Linked DNA regions of Homo sapiens: region 2 is linked to region 1. Evidence: read pairs that join two places in POLR2A ChIA-PET (ENCODE). Cell type or tissue: PC-9. All regions are shown on one strand. Links, peaks and the distances in the headings refer to the core of each region. The heading gives the core; the rest is flanking DNA.

What was found. Peaks named below come from ENCODE experiments on the same cell type or tissue, not always from the same donor. Only the 100,000 strongest peaks of a DNase experiment are listed, where the experiment ranks them.
Region 2: POLR2A ChIA-PET joins it to region 1 with 5 read pairs; 2 of 35 experiments call an interaction of 5 or more read pairs at or near these places.

What each region holds. Positions count from the first base shown.
Region 1 is chr3:46,429,712-46,438,507 of GRCh38, forward strand. LTF (lactotransferrin) reads right to left here. Exons shown (of 17, transcript NM_002343.6): 16 at 8,229-8,418; 17 at 5,934-6,518. The coding sequence ends at 6,484. Among named protein-coding and RNA genes, the nearest start is that of LINC02009, 10 kb to the left of the region's middle. RefSeq lists a silencer at 3,527-3,821. In PC-9, for the core only: no CTCF peak of the experiment used is centred there; a DNase peak (open chromatin) is centred at 3,640; H3K27ac peaks cover 1,501 bases.
Region 2 is chr3:46,193,946-46,202,741 of GRCh38, forward strand. CCR1 (C-C motif chemokine receptor 1) reads right to left here. Exons shown (of 2, transcript NM_001295.3): 2 at 7,766-8,796. Among named protein-coding and RNA genes, the nearest start is that of CCR1, 10 kb to the right of the region's middle. In PC-9, for the core only: no CTCF peak of the experiment used is centred there; no DNase peak of the experiment used is centred there.

The sequences.
Region 1 (8,796 bases), core at 473-8,472:
TCTAAGTAATGAGAAAACAGACAAACTGATTGCCTCTGTGTTTCAGCAAGCTCAACCATCTCATGTGCTTCTGCACCAAAATACTTCCGCCCTTACTCACATGTTCCTACAGGTTTGTATTATATTATGCAGTATATCCCTCGAGCCACACCTATAGAAGGATGTAATCCACGAGGTTTGGCTCCAAATGAAATCTGGCAAATGGATGTTACACACACAGCAACCTTTGATAAGCTGAGCTATGTTCATGTGACTATAGACACTTATTCTCATATGCTGCCTGCTACATGCCAAACAGGTGAGACAGCTGGTCATGTACAGCGACACTGTCTGTCATCATTTGCTCATATGGGGATATCTAAACAATTAAAAACTGACAATGGACCCGCTTATACTAGTCATGCTTTTAAAAATTTCTTGCAGCTTTGGGCTATAACCCATAAAACAGGAATTCCTTATAATCCTAGAGGACAAGGCATTATAGAGCAGGCACATCAAACATTACAATGCATGTTGAAAAGACAAAAAGCGGGTATAGGAGGCCAACTACCACCTCAATAAAAACTACATTTAGCCTTATTTACTTTAAATTTTTTGACTCCTGGTATGGATGGTAAGACTCCAGCAGAAAGACATTGGCAAGTGTTAGAAGAAAAGAGGAAAATTTATCCAAAAGTGTTATGGAAATCCCTGGAAGAAGGAAAATGGAAAGGTCTGGTGGATTTACTGACGTGGGGAAGAGAGTATGCTTGTGTTTTTACAGGAGATGGACAAGCCGTGTGGGTGCCCTCAAGGTGTGTGCAACCATGGAACGGGAGACTAGAGGAACCCAGGGTGGCCAACCATGGACAGGGTCCCCCCGGTACGAGCCATGAGCCAGCTGAGCCTGAGTGCAAAGACGGAGAGAAGGCCAACTGGAGTCACAACACAGTTCTAATGTTATATTTGTAAAGAATATCACTACTCAACTTACAGTTTGTGTTTATAGATATAGATATAGATATGGATATAGATATAGATATAGTTATAGATATAGATAGATATACACTTTAAGTTCTAGGGTACATGTGCACAACTTGCAGGTTTGTTACATAGGTATACATGTGCCATGTTGGTTTGCTGCACCCATCAACTCATCATTTACATTAGGTATTTCTCCTAATGCTCTCCCTCCCCCAGCACCGCCTCCCAACAGGCCCTGGTATGTGATGTTCCCTGCCCTGTGTCCAAGTGTTCTCATTGTTCAATTTCCACCTATGAATGAGAACATGCAGTGTTTTATTTTCTGTTCCTGTATTAGTTTGCTGAGAATGATGGTTTCCAGCTTCATCCATGTCCCTGCAAAGGACATGAACTCATCCTTTTTTATGGCTGCATAGTATTCCATGGTGTATCCTTATGTCTTTTTGACAGCTAAGAAGGACCAGCTCCAGGTAAACAATACCCAATTGACCTGTAAATCTTACCAATTATATCACTGCATTAATCATAGCACATTGCAAACACATAATATCTCTACTTTGATGATTTTAGGCCACATCCCTGGGCTATGTATTCCTGTTAATCTGTCCGAGGCTTGGGCTGCCACACCTGCTTTGCATTTTGTGAAACTTCTTCTAACTGAGCTTACTCATCATGTCTGTAGAGCCTTAGACATAATAATTTTAGCTATTGTTTCCTTGGTCGCACTAATAACTTCTGTTGTGATGTCCTCTGTAGCTTTGCATAATTCTATTCAAACAGCTCAGTACATGGAGAACTGGACACACACAGCCGACCAAGCATGGCTACTTCAGAATAAAATTAACACTGAGTTACAAACTGAAGTGGTGTTATGGGAAGTCAGGGACCCCGAAGAGAGGGACCAGCTGGAGCCACAGCAGAGGAACGTAAATTGTGAAGATTTCATCTTAATACGGATATTTATCAGTTCTCAAATAATACTTTTACAATTTCTTATGCCTGTCTTTAATCTCTTAATCCTGTTACCTTCGTAAGCTGAGGATGTGCATCACCTCAGGACCACTGTTATAATTGTGTTAACTGTACAAATTGATTGTAAAACGTGTGTTTGAACAATATGAAATCAGTGCACCTTGAAAAAGAACAGAATAACGGTGATTTTTATGGAACAAGGGAAGACAACCATAAGGTCTGACTGCCTGCAGGGTCGGGCAAAAAGAGCCATATTTTTCTTTTTGCAGAGAGCCTATAAATGGATGTGCAAGTAGGAAACATATCGCTAAATTCTTTTCCTAGCAAGGAATATTAATATTAATACCCTCGGAAAAGAATGCATTCCTGAGGGGAGGTCTATAAATGGCCGCTCTGGGAATGTCTGTCTTGTGCAGTTGAGATAAGGACTGAGATACGCCCTGGTCTCCTGCAGAACCCTCAGGCTTACTAGAGTGGGGAAAAACTCTGCTGTAGTAAATTTTTGGTCAGACCAGTTTTCTGCTCTCAAACCCTGTTTTCTGTTAAGATGTTTATCAAGACAATACGTGCACCACTGAACATAGACCCTTATCAGGAGTTTATGATTTTTCTCCTGTCCTGTTTCCTCAGGAGCATGTGATCTTTGTTCTCCTTTTTGCCCTTTGAAGCATGTGATCTTTGTGACCTACTCCCTGTTCTTACACCCCCTCCCCTTTTGAAATCCTTAATAAAAACCTGCTGGTTTTGCGGCTCAGGTGGGCATCACGGTCCTACCAATATGTGATGTCACCCCTGGAGGCCCAGCTGTAAAATTCCTCTCTTTGTACTCTTTCTCTTTATTTCTCAGCCAGCCGACACTTATGGAAAATAGAACGAACCTACGTGAAATATTGGGGGTGGGTTCCCCCGATATGTGATGTCACCCCTGGTGGCCCAGCTGTAAAATTCCTCTCTTTGTACTGTCTCTCTTTATTTCTCAGCTGGCCAACACTTATGGAAAATAGAAGGAACCTATGTTGAAATACTGAGGGTGGGTTCTCCCAATAAAGTGGTAATGTTGAAATCCACAGTTCTATGGTTAGGGGAAAAGCACAAAGCTTGATTGCATTGTCATTTTAATCACACTCATATTTGTGTAACCAACTTAGAATATAACCAAAGTGAGTATCTGTGGGACGTTGTGAAAGCCCATTTGCAGGGAGCTTTCACATCTAACATCACCTTTGATATTGGTGAATTACAAAACAAAATTCTTGATTTACATAGGCAAATTCAAGAGTTTCAGCCTTCTTTAGAAGACTGGACCAAATTCCAGCAAGGCCTGGAGAGCCTCAATCCTTGGACTTATCTAAGGCACTACATTAACATCTTACATGTAGTTCTTGGAATAATATTGTTTTGTCTCTGTCTTCTGTTCATAGCCTGTAAAATTGGATGGACCACCAATCGGAAAATGAGAGCTGCCCACCCTGGCCTTACATTCTTTCAATTAATTCATAAACAGAAAGGGGGATATTTAGGGAGCCTAAGGCTCGTGGGACTGACCAACTCATCATTCCACTGGAGGCTATATGATAAAACAGCAAACTGTTTATCATGAATGCAGGATGTGGGCAAACTCACGACTGCTCCCACTGCCAGAAGGTTTGCTGAGGGCAATCACTTCCTGGCACCAGGCTCCTTGAGGTTATCTACTGGGACATCTGGAGAATGCAGTCTTGCAAGCCTACTGTGGACTGAGCAGCTGATCCCTTCTTCCACACCCCCCTTCTCACTATCTCTTTTGTCTAATCACTACGGAGGGTTGTGTAAAGCTCAGGGCCCTTGTCCACTAGAGGCAAAGTGCCCCCTGACCGCTTCTTCCAAATATACTCTTTTGTCTCTTGTCTTTTATTCCCACGTTTGCCCCCTTTGTTCAGTTTCCCTAGGTCCATGTGGGTTACATAGTGGCAACCTGAACAATGACAGAATCAGGTGCTCTACAGAAATAACTTTTTAAGGAAAGATTTGGGACTTAGAGACCCCAGGAGACATACACAAAAATGATAAGAGGATGTGCCCAAACCAGTCTTAAAGTTGTGGCACAGGGTGAGGAAGATGAAGCTGTTACTGAACCTCAGAGAGTGACTGGTGTTACAGCAAAAGTTAGCAATGGCCTGAAGGGAGGGTTTCTGAAATCAAATATGAATGATTCCCCCTCAGGGAACCCAACCTTGGGAACTACTGCATGGTTCTCTGTATGGGAAAATATCATTAATGCAGGATAAATTGTGAAATATCACAGGAAGCATCCTGCATCTAGTCAATCTTCTGTTTCTGGGGTGGCCTGTGCAGCTGTGCAGGCAGAGGCCCAACCATCCTGGTGAGTGGCACACAGGGACTGAGATCCAGCCACACCTACCAGGCCATGCTCTGGGAAGGGGGTGGGACCTGGGCAAAGGACACCTCTCTAGGACTGCAGAGAAGCCTTTGTGGGTGGGTGGGACATTCCTGTGATGGCCTTCTGGCTGGGCACTATGAAATGCTCTGAAGATTTTTCCTTGCACTGTTGCACTAACCCCAGTCCTCTATCACTGCCCCTTCCTCCTGGGCGACTTCACTGATGTTGTGGCCATGTGAATTCTCTGGCCAATGAAATGATAAAGATGATATGGCCTCTGCCAAGCAGACACTGTAAGTATTATTGTATGATGCTTTTGTCTCTTTTTTTTAAGTTAAAGCAGTTTATTAAGAAAATAAAGGAATAAAAGAATAGCACTCCATAGGCAGAGCAGCTGCCTCTGTCTCTTATATTTTCCCCTCTGCCTCAAGCCCAACATGCCCAAAATTGGGGCTGCTGGTTCAGCCTGGGTCTCAGAATAAAGACATGAGCCACAGATCCATTGCTGACCCATGATGGAGATGGACACAAGAGAGAAACACATTTTTGTCATGTTAGCCACTAAGATTTTGATTTGGAGGCCATTTGCTACAGCAATATAACCTAGCGTGAACAGAGAGACACAGCGATGTTCCATTTCTTTTCAACCTGGAACAGGAGAATTTCATAGGTGGGCCTCAATTTCACTTTAGTATCTTATTTAGACAAGAAAGTTCATACTGTTCAAATGTCATGTTTAAGAGTGCTGGCATTATCACTGCTGTGGCTACCCCATCAGATGTTGCTCACTGACTAATCTTCTCATGTTAGTGAGGATGGACAACATATCAGGCCATAATTCAAAGTAGCAAATAGGAAAAGAGCTTCATCCTAGCATTATGGGACCTTAATTAATGTCCTTTCCTGACAGGTTTCAGAGGCTTTTGCAGGCAGCAGCAGAGCTATTCATCTCACTGACAGTGGGGAACATGGCCAAATGGTTGCCCCCACAATGGAGGCAGAGTTTCAGGACACTTGTCTGATCTCTGCCCTTGAAGGAACAGTCTCACCCTGATTGACACTTTTGCCTGTTATGTCCAAAGAACCAATGGAAAAGCAGGAAAATTATTCCTTCTTCATTTCTCTCTTCATTATTTAAAATTATTCTGTCTTCACTTCTCTCTCCTTTTCTCTGCTTCCTACTTAGCTCTTTAGAAATGCAATTATAATCTTTTATCTCCCCTTCACCAGACACTCCCAACAGGGCAAGTTCATCTAACTATGTGCTCTTAGTTAGACGCTACAGAGCAGAACTCTCTCCCACCAAGAGACTACCTTGAGACATAACAGTCAATTCACAAGCCAAAATATGCCCGCTATGAAACTCTCCCATCTGGAAATTTTTTGGCTGCTTTTACAACCTAGTTTTGCCCACAAAGGCACCAGCAGTAACCAACTCAACTGCCTGGTAGACAAGGCACCAAAGCCAGTACCCAGACCCTCTACCTGCTCACTTCCTGCCTTGCATGCCACGCCCCCCATTTAAAAGCCTCTGCTTTCTGCTCCAAAGGTGAAGCAGTTACCCTTAAGGAAAGAAGCCTGTACTTCTTCCCCTAAGGTAGCTTTGGAATAAAAGTCACTTTATACCAAACCTAGCTCTTGTTAATTAGACTCTGCAAGTGATGAGCAACTGAACCTACATTTCAGTTATAATTCCTATGCTTGCTCTTCCTGCCCTGCCTTGGGGACACGCACACACTCCCAGGCACATACATGCACGTGCACTGAGACAGCTATGTGAATAACCAACAAGATCCCCTTAGGAAAACCGGTGCTTGGCCTGGCCTTAAATTCCAGACCCTTGGGCATCATACCCAAGACTGCAAGAAAGAGGAGGGGCTGGACCTGAAAAACTTGGAAGGGAAGGTCCAACTGTACAGGTATTTTGTCAGGCATGTGATTTCAGTATAAAATTCTAGAAAAGATGAGTGACACTTTATAAGGAGAGAATATCAACAAAATTTCTCATTTTACTTCTTGCTAAGACGACAGCAGGGAATTGTAAGCAGATGGATGGGCAATCCCCACCTTCAGCAGGGGAGGCCAAGGCCCCAACACACCTGGGGAGAAGAGCTGGGGGCAGTGAATGGCTGAGGCTTTCTTGGGGAGCTGGGCCATCTTCTTCGGTTTTACTTCCTGAGGAATTCACAGGCTTCCAGGAGGGCTGTGGGACACAACAGAGCAAGAGATTCAGAAACTGATTTCTTCCATTAAACCAGTTATTTAATCCAATAAATCAAAGAGAATACTAAGAGTTTTCTCTGCCCTTCTCCCATCACTGAGTCAGTGCTTGCCACACTCATATTCCCACTCCCCTACTCCTAGCGACTACGGTGTTCAAGGGAGCCAGAGTCTAGCCCTCACCAGCCAGGGTGTTTCCCTGCTCTGGCCTGAGAGACACAACCACCCTGCACTTGTCTCTGATTGAATCGACTGTCACATTCTCAAGTTCACAAGACATTGGTGGTCCTCTAGCTTCTCCCGGAATGTGAACCTGTTTGCAATCATGTTCACCTGCAGATTCACTCATTCATTCACAGATCCTTACTGAGCACCTGCTTTGTGTGAGTTGCTGTGCTAAGTGCTGGGGACACAGCATGGATAGACTGGCCTGCCCTCAAGAAGCATGTGGTCTATGCAGTCCTGAGCTGGCTGCTCACAAGAAGAGCCCTGTAGCCATATTTCTCAGAGGGTGGTCCTGACCTGCATCACAGTGACCTGAGTTGTTTGTCAATACAGAAAAGGGTTTCTCAACCTTGGCACTATTGACATTTGGGGCCTGATAATAACCCTTTATTGCAGGGGGCTGGCTGTGCTTTGTTTAGTAGCATCCCTGGCCTCTACCTATTTGTTACCAGCAGCACCCTCTATGTTGTAAGAATCAAAAAAATGCTTCTCACATTGTCAAATATCCCCTCAGGGGAAAAATTGTCTCTCATTGAAAACTACCGATAAAGACATTTCTGGCCCTGCCCCCATCCTTGGACCAACAGCATCCCTAATGCCCCCAACTCTGGGTGAGGGACCAGGAATAGGAATCTGAATGATTGCAGTGCACAGGGAGCTGTGCACACTGAAATCCCACAGTTATCACCGGGAGCCTTACAATACTCTGTGATGTCTTCTAAATATTTTTAAGGGATTAAATTAATATCAACATATTTCCCTGGTTAAGATGTGTTTTCCTACACTTGAATTTTTTTGAGATTTTGTTTTCTCTATAGTTGGCATCTATGGTAACTGTCTAGAATCAGATTTTTTTTTTTTTTTTTTGAGGAAGGGTCTTTCGGTGTCACCTAGGCTGTAGTGCAGTGGTACAATCATAGCTCACTGCAGCTTCAACCTTCTGGGATCAAGCAATCCTCCTATTTCAGCCTCTCAAGTAGCTGGGACTAGAGGTGCTTGACACCACACCAGGCTAATTTTTAAAATTATTTTTGTAGAACAAGGTCTCTCTGTGTTGGCCACATTGGTCTCAAACTCCCGGGCTCAAGCCATCCTCCCACCTCTGCTTCCCAAGGTGGTGGGATGACAGGTGTGAGCCATCACACGTGGCTGGTTTTGTCATTTCTCAATGCATATGTATATATGCACCTTTCATTTTACTGAATAAAATGGATTATCAGTTTCCAAAGATTTCATGACAGTGCCATCACTATCCGTACTATAAAATTTATAAAAATTTATTACATACTGCTCTATTTTATTCTCTAATTATTTTATCAATGAGATTATAATTTCCTGAACTGTAAAGAGATATTATCTTTCCTTAACATTTTTACACCTGTGTTCGTTCCTAGAATGCTGTTTGGCCCTCAAACCTTGACCTTCACCCATGGTGGTTTCTCGGGGATGCTAGCTAGGGTCTACTTACGGGAGGTTGAGCACTTTTTCAGATTAGTAATGCCTGCGACATACTGTGGTCCCAAATATTTTTCATATGTTGTTTTGCCATGGAGTCTGGCCAGACACTCAGTGTTGTCATTGAACAGAAGGTTTTTGGTTTCAGACTGGAATAAGCAAAACTTGTCCGGGCAGTCAGATCCATTTCTCCCAAATTTAGCCTGCGACAAAAGGGCAGACAGTGAGTAGCTAAGGAAAAGAGGAATTTATGGGTTAAAGGAGGCAAAGGGGTATTTCTTCCACCCAAGAACAGCCCTGAGAAAACCATGGGGCAGAAGGAGCTGAGTTCTGGAGTCATTCCACCTCCTTAGTGGAGTCCCCCACCCCACACTCCTGGTGGCAGGCCCGCCTTGGGCAGCATCCAGGCCTCGCACCACTTCTGGTCCTACCTCCTACCATCTGCCATCTTTCCTTCCTTCTTAACCTGTGACCTTTTCCCATACAACTTCTTATGGGTGACAAGGCAACAATGGAGGGGTTTTGAGATCTGCCCTCACAAGTCAATTGCTCAGGACATTCTAATATGCAGCTCTTCTAGA
Region 2 (8,796 bases), core at 397-8,396, 240 kb before region 1:
AATGGGATACCGGGGTTTGCACAATGCTGAGAGAAAATTCCCAGTCAGGGTGGATAGACTTCTCTGCCACCTCTTATGAGCAAAGGCTATGCCCTACAGCAGTGGTTTTTTAATGTCAGCATGTACCAGGGTCGTCTGAAACACTTGTTAAAATACGGATTGCTGGGTCTCACCCCTGGAATTTCTGATTCAGTAGCTCTGAAGTAGGGCCTGAAAATTTGTATTTTTAATAAGTTCCCAGGTGATGCTGTTGTTGTTGAAGACCACAGCCCTAGAGTAAAGGCAAGCCCTAAAACTAAAGCCAAATCTGAAATAGACACATCCTAACAAAACATAAAACTGAGTCTGATGAGACTGAAAGGAAGCACCAATGATTTTACAACCCTGACAAAATGACACCCAGCACTTTTTAAAGGAAGATAATAGTCCAGACTCCGTACAACATATCACCTATAATGCTTGACATGCAATAAAAAAGTAATTGATGTGAAAAAGAATTATAGCCATAATTCTAAAAAAAAGTCCATAGAAACAGACCCCAAGATGACTGGGAAGTTGTAATTAGCAATTAGGGACTTTAAATCAACTATTATAATCAAGGACTTAAAGAATTAAATTGTCATAATGAATGAACAGATGTGGAATTTCAGTAGATAAATGGAAACTATGTAAAAGAACCAAATGGAAATTCTAGAACTGTTAATTACAGTATCTGAAATAAATTGGAGGGTCTTAACAACCTAGTAGAGACAATAGAAGAAAGGTCAAGAAATGAATATAAATTACTGTAAAAAATGAGTTTTAAAAGGAGATATGAAACAAAATTAAGCAGTCTAATAAAGGTATAGTACCCTTATCCATTGGTGATATGTTCTAAAACTCTCAATGGATGCCTGAAACTGCTGATAGTGCCAAATCCCAGCCAAGGAACATCAAGGTCACCTTTTCACTTAAGGAAGCACTTTCAAGTTTCTCTTTGACATATCCAGATTGCCAGCATCACTACTCTTAGGGCCATTACTAAGTTAAAAAAGGGTCACTTGAACACAAGTACTGCAATATCACAAGCGTCAACCTGATAACTGAGACAGCTAAATGGCTAAGGGGCAGGTAGCAAATAAAGTGTAGGTATATGGGACAAAGGGATGATTCATGTGCAGGCAGGATGAAGCAATACAGTGTAAGATTTCATCATGCTACTCAGAATGGCGCATAATTTAAAACTTATGAATTCCTTATTTCTGGAATTTTCAATTTAATATTTTTAGACCATGGTTGACCAGGGATAACTGAAACTGCAGCAAGCAAAACTGCAGTTAAGGGGGGACCCACTGTATAACTGGTATATATAAAGGTGAAGAGAAAGCGATAATTAAGCAGGGAAAAAAATGTATTTGAAGAAATCATGGCCCCAAATTTCTCAAATTGGGGGAAAATCAACCTAAAACTCAATGTTTCATAAACACCAAGAATAATAAACACAAATGAAGCAAAAAATGCTAAAAAAAAAAAAAAAAGGGAAAGGAATAACATTAAAGGCAGCCAGAGGGGGGAAAAAAACACATTTCGTAGGAGATAACAATGATAAGAGCAATTGCTAACTTTTTATCAGAGACAATGATGTACAGATGACAGTAGAATGATTTCTTTAAAGGACTGAGAAAAAATATTGCCAATTCAGAATGCTGTATCTGGAAAAAATATCTCTCAAAAATGAGGGTAAAATAAAGACATTTTCAAATAAGTGAAAAATACCAGATTCTTTGCCAACAGACTCATGCTCAAGATATAGTAAGAGAAGTTATTCAGGCTAAGGCAAATTGACACCAGATAGAAACTTGGATAAATATAAAAGATTACATTTTTTGTCTTGATGTCTTTTTAAAAATGAATTTGTTTAAAATAAAAATAATAACATTGTATTATGAGGTTTTCTATATATGTAAATGTAAAATACATGATAACAATACAGAGAATGAGAGGAGGTTCTTACATTTTATATGAAATGGCACGATATTAATCCTAAATAGTCTGTGATATATTAAGGATGCATACTGAAATCCCTACAGAAAATCACTACAACAATAATATAAAGAGGTATAGCTTAAAAAGTCAATAGAGGGACTGAAATAGACTACTAAACATTTTTCAAATAATCAAAAAAAATTAAGAGATAGAGAAAACAAAATACAAATAGGAAACAAAGTGTACTGTAGTAGACTTAAACTTGATAATATCAATCATTACATAAAATGTTAATAGACTAAATAATTCAAGTGAAAGGGGTTGTCAGACTGGATGAGAAAGAAGATTGAGCGCCATGCTTTCTACGAGAGATTCCCTTTATATTAAAAAACAAAACAACATATATTTAAAAATAAAAGTACTGAAAAAGATATACAGTCATGTTCTACATAATGATGTTTCAGTCAATGATGGATTGATTATACCAAGGTTGTCCCATGAGATTATAATGGAATTGAAAAATTCCTGTTGCCTGGTGACAACAGAGCTGTTGTAACATCGTAGCACAACTCATTACTCCCGTGTTTGTGGTGATGCTGTTGTAAACAAACTTACTGCACTTCAGCCACATAAAAATAGAGCACATACAATTATATACAGTACATAATACTTGATCACGATAATAAATGACTATGTTACTGGCTTATGTATTCAGTATACTGAATTTTTTATTGTTATTTTAAGATGCACTTCTTCTACTTATAAAAAGAAAATTAACTGTAAAACAGCCTCAGGCAGGTCCTTCGGGAGGAATTCCAGATGAAGACATTGTTATCATAGGAGACGCCAGCTCCATGCCTGTGATTACCCCTGAAGGCCTTCCAGTGGGAAAAGATGTAGAGATGGAAGACAGTGATAATGATGATCTTGATCCTGTGTAGGTCTAGACTAAAGTGTGTGTTTGTGTCTTGATTTTTGGCAAAAAAGTTTAAAAAGTAAAAATGTTAAAAATTTTTTAAAATAGAAAAAATCTTATGGAATAGGGATATAAAGAAAGAAAGCATTTTTGTATAGCTGTACAATGCATGTTTTAAGCTAAGTGTTATTACAAAAAAGTATAATAAAAAAGTCAAAAAGTTTAAAATTAAAAAGTTTATAAGTAAAGTTGTAGTAAGCTAAGGTTAATTTATCACTGGAGAAATTGTTTTTTATAAATTTAGTGTAGCCTAAGTGTACAGTTTATAAAGTCTACAGTAATACACAATAATGTCCTAGGCCTTCACATTCACTCACCACTCACTCAGTAACTCACCCAGAGCAGCTTCCAGTACTGCAACCTCCATTCATGGTAAGTATCCTATGCAGGTGTACCTTTTAAAAATCCTTTTTATTGTATTTTTAATGTACCTTTTCTATGCTTAGGTATACAAATACTTACCATGGTGTTACAATTGGCTACAGTATTCAGTACAGTAACATGCTGTACAAGGTTGTAGCCTGGGAGCAATAGGACATGCCATGTGGCATAAGTGTGTAGTAGGGTATACCATCTAGGTTTGTGTAAGTACACTCTATAATGTTCACACAATGACAAAATAGCCTAAGAGTGCATTTCTCAGAATGTATCCCCATCATTAAAGGACGAATGACTGTACCATGTGAAGAAGAAGCATTAAAAAGTTAGAATAGCAGTAATATCAGAAAAAGTAAACTTCTAGACAAGAACTATTACCAGGGATAAAGGGATATATTTCTTAATGACAAAGGAGTCAATGAGAAGACAGAATAGTCTTATATGTCTTTCATATAATAGAGCTCGGACATATATGAAGCAAAAATTGACAGAAATAAAGGAAGATGCAGACAAATCCATAATCATAATTAAATATTTTAACAAGGCAACTTATTGTTCTATCTAGCTAGCTGATATAACAATGAGGCAAAAAATTAGTATTGAATAGAAGATATGAGCAACACTATTGGCCAACTTGACCCAACTGACATTTATTAAATATTATAATGCAAGACACATAGTCTTTTCAAGTGCTCATGGAACATTAACCAACCTAGGCTACATACACACAGAACATTTACTAATATAGCTCATTCTCTGAGCCATAAAAGGAACCTCAGTACATTTAGAATTATTCAAATTGTGTAAGTCACATCAGAATTACATTAGAAATTAATAGCAAATATATCTGAAAAATCCACAAATCTTTGGAAGCTGACAAACTTTTAAATAACTTACAGGCAAATAAATATAAAAGGATATTAAAAATTATTTTGAACTGAATGAGATAAAAAGATAACATATGAAAATTTGTTGAATGCAGCAAAAGCAGTCCTTAGAGGTACATTTATAGCTCTAGATGCTGATACTGGAGAAGGAGAATGGTTTAAATAAATTATCATAGCTGCTTCTATTTTAATAAACTAGACAAAAACAAAATAAAACAAAATCAAATGAACCCAAAGTAAGCAGAAGAAAAAAGATAAGAAAGACCAGAAAAGAAATCAATGAAACAAAAGCTGTTTCTTTAAAAAAGTCAATAAAATCTTTAAATTGTGCCTATGATGTTGGGGTGGGGAGCAGATCGGGGATATGTGGATTTTTTTAAAAGGAAAAGATGAAAAATTTATGAAAGTAAAAGGTCTCATCCTCGCCCTGGTGCCAAGACTGTGTAGAGCGGTTCACATGCTGGAGCCTGAGCCAAAAGACTGAGGGGTACTCAAGTGATGTACAGAGTCTCTCATCATTGGCAGCAGTAAGGCATTAGACTGGCCTATTCAGAAGAACTGTGATTACTCACTAAAGGATTATGTAAAAAGGAATACATTGACAGCAATGAGAACCAGCTTTCTTGTTGTGAGAGAAGCCAGTTTCAACTATGAAAAGGTAGAAGAGGCTGGGCGTGGTGGCTCACTCCTGTAATCCCAGCACTTTGAGAGGCCGAGGCAGTTGGATCATGAAGTCAGGAGTTCAAAACCAGCCTGGCCAAGATGTTGAAACCCCGTTTCTATTAAAACTACAAAAATTAGCCAGGCGTGGTGGCAGGCACCTGTAATCCCAGCTACACGGGAGGCTGAGGCAGGAGAATCGCTTGAACCTGGGAGGCCGAGGTTGTAGTGAGCTGAGATGGTGCCATTGCACTCCTGCCTTGGCAACAGAGTGAGACTCTGTCTCAAAAAAAAAAAAAGTAGACTAGAAAGAACAATGCTATGTAAGATTGTCATTGAAGGTATTGGTGTGAACGCATGGCTTTACATGTGATAGATTAGATAGATATGCTTGTGTGTGTGTGTGTGGTGTGTGTGTTACTGTATTTACACATACATAGATATTTTTCGTAGCTCTGTCCATGGAGAAGGCCCAAAAACAATAGTACTCCACTAACAATGAGCACATCTAGCTCTCCAATCATGGTTTCTAAATATTAGTTTCCACTACAAAAAGCCAGACTGCTTGGAGATGTGTCTTTCTGTGGCCAGGGCAGGGAAAATACAAGACAGAGCTGGAACCTCTTTGCTAAAGAGGGAGGGATTGCTCAAAGTACAATGGAGACAGAACAAAAGGACATAGGATCCAGCTCCCGTTAGATCAATCTGGGGTGATCTGTGCATCAAAATAAAGACAACATTAAACTATATTCCACTGAATATAGTTTAACCCCATGAGACGCTGCTGATACAAATAATAAATGAGGAGAAGAGAAGCTTTCACTTTTCAGAAAGAAGTGAACTAATAATTGTCACTTATTAAGTAATAAGTACAAAATGCTTTACAGTGGCAAAAACTGGTAGACACCTTCTTAAGCAAGTGATAAAGTTTAACATCACCAGTCGTGGGGAAGATTGGCATTAGGTGCGTTCTGATATTATGCACTGAGAACACAGCAACTGTTTTGTGAGATTCCTGCCCTAGTTTCATAACCTGGATCTAAGGAAACATCAGTCAGCCAAATCGAGGAATTGTTGTCTATCAGGTAACTGTAGTGTTCTCTCAAATGCTGAAGTCATGAAAGACAAGAAAAGCCTGAGGAACTGCTCTTAAAGGAGACTAGAGGAGCAGACAACTAAGTAAAACAAGCATTTCTGGACCCTGGGATTATTGAGGACATTATTGGCAAAGTGGGCAAAACTGGAAACAGGGCTACAGATAATATGATGATATTGTGTCCATATCAGTTTCCTGTTTTGGTTACGTGGGAGAATATCCTTGTTGCTAGTAAAAGCATTCTGAGGGTAATGATGATAATGAGGCATCGTATTTGCAACTTGCTCTCAAATGATTGTGGAGAAAAAATAGCATTGTATATCTATCTATATCTAGCATCTAGATCTAGATATGTATGTATGTATGTATCTAATATATCATCTAGAGAATGATGAATTTAACACAAACGTGGTAAAATGCTGACAACTGGTGAGTCTGAATAGGGGACAAGGGAGTTCTTTGTGCTCTTCTGGCAGACTTTCTGTAAGGATGAAATCGAAGGGACAACAATAGCGACGAGTCTGGGGCTGCACCCCATTAGCACAGGACCAGGGCATGGGAGGGGCAGGGGAGGCAGTCAGGAGGAGCTGGAATTTCCTAAGTGACCAAGGAAAGGTGCTGGCAGACATCTTATTGGATAATGTTAGAGGAATACTACCCGATTTCCCTAACTTTATGTTATTTAATCCTCAGAACAGCAGCATGAGGTAGATACCAGGCTCCTCTTCACTTTATAGATTAGGAAATTGGAGCTCAGAAATTGAGCTTCACTCAGCCAGCATTTACTTAGTGTTTACTATGTGTCAAACATTACCGAGGTTACACGCACAGAAAATATTAAGTGTGATCGTCTATGTATGTGTGTGCATTTATAAAACAGTACTAGAAGGAAATGTACTAAAACAGTAGTATAATAAGGGAGGCTATATTTGGGGAGCAGAATTGCACAGATGTTTTCATTTTTCTCCTTTGTGTTTTTTAGCTATTTCTAGTTTTCTACAACTAGAAATTCCCTTTGTAATAAGGGAAAAAACAAGCATTACTTCAAAACGGAATTGGAGGATCTTGTGAAATATTTCACATTATGATTTCACTGTTGGACCAAATACTGTTTTCTGATGCAGTTTTATTTTACTAAAGCAATAGACAAATATGTCTTAATTCAGTTAAGCCTCCTTTCCACACACTGAGAGCTGGTGGGTTTACAACTGGAAAGCTGACATCCACTTGGACTCCTAAGACCTATATTTGTCTATATTTTCTGTGTGGGGGTGTAAGCCCAGGTGGCATGACCTCCTCTATCCCAGACAAAAGTTTTCAAGACCATCATGACACCAGCTTCTTTGTACAAAGACCACATGTGAACACAATTCCCACTGAAGGGGGTGTGTGGTTTGGTAAGAGTGCAGCTCTAGTGTCCACAAAAGGAGAAAAGTCAGCCCAATGGTGTCACTGTATTGTAAGGTGGGACACCCGTCAGCTTAGGGTGTCTTCTGACTGATGATTCCTTCTTCCCTTTTACTGCCTTGGCACCCTGAGCTCTGCAGTCCCCCCAACCCCCTGCCATGCTGCCTGGGCCCTGTTGGCATCCCTGTGTCTGTCTGGCTCACTGAGCTGAGCACCCTGCAAGAACAGACATTCCTCATGCACCAGTGTCTCTCATGGCTCAAGAGCTTGCTTTGAATGGAGCCCACAGTCATCACTGCTGGGTTGAACTGATTTGTGCAAGCAATAGTGGGTAAACAGGTGGAGTAAATTAGGGTGCATCCCTGCCAACGACTTCAGTGCAGGCACCAAAAACAATGCTTTGAAATGATTTATTCACCTGGGAAAGTGATCACAACTTGCTGCTAATTAAAACCAACAATAGAACAGTGAGTACAATTGAAGTCCATCATTGTTATTATCATAAATATGCACCCAACAAAAAACAAACTAAAAGAAAATACACTCAAAAGCACACAGTGGGCACATTTTGTCTTTGGGTAGTGGAAGTGTAGGTAATGTCAGTGTTTGGGGTTTTTCTTTGAATTTTTAAGCTGTTTTAGAAATAAGTTTTGTTATTAGGAAAATTATTTTTAAAGAAATATACATCTGAGGGAAAAGAGAACAAAGGCATGATAAATAAGGGGTCCTTGGTTGGAGATGATGCATCCAGAACATTTTGGATAAATAAGCTACTTTGAGTTAAGGGCCTTCTCGGCCTCCTACATCAACACAGAATCTCACCCCACCCTCCTAGTAGACACTTTCCTCCCAACCCCCTATCAGCTACAAATACTGTCAGCTTACACAGCAGGCCTTATTATTATTATTATTTTTTTTTTTTGCTGACAAGTCCAAGATGGCAGTCGGAACTCTGACCCATAAAACCAGAAGGCTTAGATGAAGAACAAAAAGAAGGGAAACCAACCCTGCTTCCTTTTGCCTGTTATTAATCGCTGCAATAAAGCCATTAGAATCTACCAACATATCACCCAACTTGAAAAGAAGAGAGATTCTGAAAAATAGTCAGAAAAGAAGGGTAAATGGAAATGATGAGTCCCTCCCCTTTATGGCTATTTTAAGAAGCACACCATGTTATTCATATGGCCCGTGCTTAGCCCACTCCCTGAATTGTTTGATTTTAGTGGATATAAAAATTCTTCCTAAGGGCTTTCTTAGTTCCACTGCCAGCAGTAGTTCCCCATTTCTATTTCTCGTTAGGTCTCAACTCTTCCGTCATGAGTTCTATGTTCCCCAGGATTCCAAGAGCCCAAATCCTGCGGTGGGAGTGAAGGGGAGGCAGATGCTGGCTACTGATTGGCTCTGGGACTCAGAGTGGAGTCACTGTG